2 separate regions of the Mus musculus genome follow, and region 1 is linked to region 2. A link is a loop called in an ENCODE intact Hi-C map of the cell type or tissue named here. Cell type or tissue: heart. All regions are shown on one strand.

Evidence for each region. Peaks named below come from ENCODE experiments on the same cell type or tissue, not always from the same donor. Only the 100,000 strongest peaks of a DNase experiment are listed, where the experiment ranks them.
Region 1: it touches region 2 in a loop (2.4-fold over the local background); 7 of 42 quality-filtered maps call a loop at or near these places.

The regions. Positions count from the first base shown.
Region 1 is chr10:121,700,103-121,702,602 of GRCm38, reverse strand. No RefSeq gene overlaps it. Among named protein-coding and RNA genes, the nearest start is that of Gm35865, 3.9 kb to the left of the region's middle. In heart, a CTCF peak has its summit at 1,082 (motif pointing left); no DNase peak of the experiment used is centred here; H3K27me3 peaks cover 1,197 bases.
Region 2 is chr10:121,836,242-121,838,741 of GRCm38, reverse strand. The region is part of intron 10 of Srgap1 (SLIT-ROBO Rho GTPase activating protein 1); the gene reads left to right. Among named protein-coding and RNA genes, the nearest start is that of Gm46183, 42 kb to the right of the region's middle. In heart, no CTCF peak of the experiment used is centred here; DNase peaks (open chromatin) are centred at 1,021, 1,131 and 1,651; H3K4me3 peaks cover 479 bases; H3K27ac peaks cover 831 bases.

The DNA of each region.
Region 1 (2,500 bases), 140 kb after region 2:
AAAGACAAAGACTGAGGTCAGGCACTGGTGGCGCACGCCTTTAATCCCAGCCATGGGGAGGCAAAAGCAAATGGATCTCTGAGTTCAAGGCCAGCCTGTTCTACAGAGTGAGTTCCAGGACAGCCAGGGCTGCACAGAGAAACTGTGTCTTGAGAAACCAATAGATGGATGGATGGATGGATGGATGGATGGATGGATGGATGGATGGATGGATGGATGGATGAATGGATGGATGGATGGACAGGTAGGTAGATAGATAGATACATAGATACATAGATACATACATACATACATACATACATAGAGATCACATATATTTATATAAGTACATTGGTTACTTGTTACCAAGACACAATATCTGACAAGAAACATGAACAGTTAATTTCAGCTTGAGGGATTGGTGCATCATGGCAAAGAAGTCATGGAAGCCGAAGCTTCAGGTTGCACTTACAGTCAGGAATCAGTGAGCAATAAAAGCTTCCGCTCAGTTCACTTCTCCTTCCTATTAGCACCAGGAGCCCCACCCAGGCAATGGTGGGCTGGTCCTCTCACCTCCGTTAACCCAATCAAGATACTTCCCCATGGGCATGCCCAGAGACCCACCTCTGGGTAATTATAGACCAAGGTAATCAACCATGGGAACTCCCATTCCTTGACAACCAAATCCATCTCTTTAAATGGTAACCTCCCACCCTTGTCCCCAAAGGTTCATCTCATATTGTAAATGCTAATCCAACTTCAAAAGTCTCGTGGTCTTTAACAGTAAGACATCCAAAACAGTCAGGGTAGACTCCAGCTGCCGGGGCAGGGACATTAGTTGCTGTACAGTCGTGCAAAAATGAAAGTTCTAGAGGACATGTGCGAGGTAACAATAGAAAAAGCCTTAAGCATTTGCCAGCGGTGGAAGAACACATTCTACTGTATATGCTTGAGGTATATACATTGTATTATAAGAAGCAAATACAATAAAATGCATTCTGTAGTGACTCAAACTAACCTAAGAAGATGAGGCTTTTTTTTTTACAATTTAAATTTTGCTCCATTGTTAGACCATTTATTTTTCTTCCTAATCCACCTGTGCCCTCTGCTGGTTATAACTGCTAATGGACGCAAAACGCCAGGCTCCTCTAGTAACTGTAACAGGCCCCAGACCTTAGCACAACTGACTCCATGACAGAAGTTCCATTCAGGCTGTAAGACTCAGCATGTAGACAGCACCACCGGCCAAAATGAAAACAAAGACCTAATCTATCAAAGTCCATAGTTCTGGGAAAGTTCCTAAATGTACTAACCTTGCTTTCTGGCTTCTGAAGTTCTGCCCTGGCTAATGTTCTTACCAACTGAAGTATATTAACCCTGGGTATTGTTTCTGTGCTTAAAAGCTCACCCCGAGAAAGGCTCAGGGCTACGCTGCCATCTGGAACACCCAGTATAGTGGCTAGCTAATGAAGGTTTTCTGTTGGCTTACAACCATGTCCAACAGTCTTCTCTGGTGGACAGCCTGTAACCACATCCTTCCCAAGGGTGTTTTCAGGTCACATTGTGGAGGACAGGTAGATTCCCTGTAGAAATGTGAGCAATAATAGATATCGCAGGTTAGCCTATCAGAATCCACTAAGTAGCACTCAGATGTTAACTGTTGTTGTTGTTGTTGTTTCCAGGGCTGGGGATCAAACCCAAGGCCTTGAGTATGGTAGGCAAGCACTCAACCACTGAGCTCTGTCTCCCAGCCCTTGACATATTTGACAGCAGTACCATGTCATTTGATTTGCACCTCCCTCCTCCTCCACTGTTCTTCTTGCTGACAAATAATGGACCAGATCTGCAATTGCTGCTACCACCAAGACAAATCCATCCTCATGACCCCAGACCTAGAAAGAAGGGAGGGAGCCTCACTACACAACTATCAAAAGGCCCTCTGCCTTTTCCAGAGTCTTGGGCAGTCATCTAGCAAAACCTGCTTTCTTTCTCTTAATTTCCCATTGCCCCCATGGTCTTTCCAGACTCGAAGGCAACTTCCTATTGGAAAGCAAGAGAGAGAGAGAGAGAGAGAGAGAGAGAGAGAGAGAGAGAGAGAGAGAAAGTTGAATACCAGTGGAAAAAAAGGAAAGTGCTGCAACTGAGGTGTCTTAGTCAGGGTTATTAGAGCTGTGATGAGACACCATGACCATAAGGAACTTGGGTGGAAAGGGTTTATTCGGCTTACACTTCCACAGCACTGGTCATCACTAGAGGACATCGGGACAGGAACTCAAGCAGAGCAGGAATGTAGAGGCAGGAGCTGATGCAGAAGCCATGGACTGCTGCTGCTTCCTGGCTTGCTCAGCATAACATGCTATGCCTGCTCAACCATTTGTAATTGAGCTACATGACCTGATTCACAGTTTACCCAAATCTGTTTGAGAGTAAGCCAGGCTGCAACAAAGTGCCACACGACCTGGAAAGCTGGAATGGATTAATACATTTAAACACAAAGCCCCTAAGTACGGTAGCATTGCTG
Region 2 (2,500 bases):
TTCCCATCCTGTACCTGAGTTCTTGCCACCCACCATTCTGGAAACTTTCTTGCCCATAAAGCAGTTTATCCACCTTACCTTACCTTACGGTTCTCCCCTAAGAACCCCTCATCCTTAGAGAATGGCCATAAGGAAAAAGCTGTCATGTGTGTCCTCGGGGTTCCCCAGCCTTCAAGTTGAAAGACAATCGTACCGAAGGAAAAAAGTGGGAGGGACTTAACTGTTAAAAAGATAATAATAACCCAATGCAGTGTGTCAACTTTAACTAAAGTCTGAATCAAAAGGCACAACTTATAAAGGCCATTTTGAGCATAATAGGAAATGGATATAATCTATAGGTTAAATATTATTGACTTAATTTTCCTCTGTTATAATGATACTGTGGTTATAAAGAAGAATGTCTGCAAAAAAAATAGAAAAAGAAGAAGAAGAATGTCTATATTCTTAAATTTAAAAAAAAATTAAAATTGCCACAATGTCTGGAACTTACTTCCCCGTGGCATGGCTCGGGATTTTCTAAAGGACAGAGAGACAGATGACAGACAGACAGACAATTATGCAATCTCAGTAAAGGTGATCAGGGTATTTCTTGTACTGTTCTTTGGTCTCTTCTGTAGGTTAAAACTTTATACTTAAGCTTTACCTTTGAATAGTTTTCTTAAATACCCGTGTCCTACACCCCTGTTTCTCATAATAAACTCCCTTTTTCCTCCCATTTTCTACAAGCACCTGATATATTCAGCAATGCCCTCGAGGTCCCTTGCTGCCCCCAGAGGATGACTTCTCCTCGTGTGAAAAAATGCTTTAAATGCTCTCAGGCACCAAAGTGCTCCCTCCACGCCTGAGAGCCACTGTGGACTTGGTGGGACTGGGGGCTCTGTGCCATGAGGATGTGCTCACCTCCTGGCACTGTAAGCAGGCAAGCGTTAATGTGGCCCGGAGCCACGCTCTGCAGCTTTTATGGTCGGCATTCAGCATACATTCTTTTATGTCTCCTAGAGAGAAAAGCCACACTGGTTAATGTTATTCTCCATGTCACTCTTGGATCGGGCTACATTTTGGCCTGTAGTCTGAGACCGTTTGCCAAAGGCTGTCCTTAGCCACACTGTGTAAAGCCATCATACCTTGTCAACACCAAGCCAGGATTCCTTTGTCTTGGAATTTCTTTCAGTGAGCTCCAGTGTCCCCATGACATAGCTTCGTTACACTCAGTAAAGTCTGTGGAAGGGACCTGGGTGGTTTTCGTCAGAGTAGCATAGACTTGAGTACCGACCTCTGCGGCTCTTAACGCAGTAACTTCTGGCAGCCTGACAGTCCATCAGCTGCTGGCCACTCACTGCTGCTGGGTTTAACCCTCCAAGAAAGGCTGAGCATGAGAGAGACGCCTCCCTTTTAAAATGTTCACCCCTCATAAACCCGCTGGCTTTCCACGAGAGCCCTGTTCAGTGTTAGTAGACTTACAACAGAGAAGGCTTAACCAAGTTAACGGCGCCTGCCCCATGGAAAAGCAGTCCCATGGTGATCTCTTAGGAAGGAATCCAAGTCCCATCTGCTTAAGTGAGGTCAGTAGTCCAGAGGTAAGTGGTGGTGGGGACAGGCTTGACATTTCGGATAGCAATACCTCTGAATCCTCCCAGACTTAATGCTGCAAAAGCTGCCTTCATCGTAAAACAAATGGAGCCTAGCCCAGGGATTTAGCAGTTGATCGTCCACAGATGAAACTCTAACGACAGACATGTGTTTGGCCCGCCTTGCTGCCCGTTCTTGGCAGGCTACCAGTGGGCCCCGTCAGTTCTTTGATTTACAACACAGCGAAGCAACTGGATCAGACTCTTAAAGCGGCGTTCTCTAAACTCAGAATCCCGAGGCTTTAAAAGGTACCGAAATAGAAAGAGACGCACGGGCTCTCAAAGTCACCTCTTCTTTCTCATGCCAACAAGGCTGCTGGCTCTTCAGGGATGTCATTTCTTTCTGAATGGAAGTAAATCGGCCACAGTAAATGAGATACCTAGGTATAAAACTGGGACACCGGTTTTTGTTTCGTTTTGTTTTGTTTTAAATCTAGTAACGAGCCTTCCTGTTCATATCAGGTTCTTTGTGTGAGGTATTTGGAAGTAAGAGGGTGGAAATATCTGTACAATTTCACTGCACAGAAAAATGTGACAGTGGGAGCCAAGCTCTCTGTTACATTGTTTCTTGTCCTAGGCATGACTTTTTTTTTTTTTTTTTGACAAAGGAATTAAGTAGGTTATCTTGGAATAATCCATTGTCTGTCTTTGAGTAGGAGTACAAATATTCTTTCAAAAGATAATTGGATTGTGGATAATTATGTCTTTTTACAAACGCACCACAGTAGACTATGGCGTTCAGAAAGAAAACGGGCTGGGAAGGATAGCCACCAGCTCTTTATCAGTCCTCATTAGGGAACAAGTCAAAGGTACCTCTGTCCAGGTCAAGATAGATACATTTTAAATATTATTCTCTACCTTTTTTCCCCCTT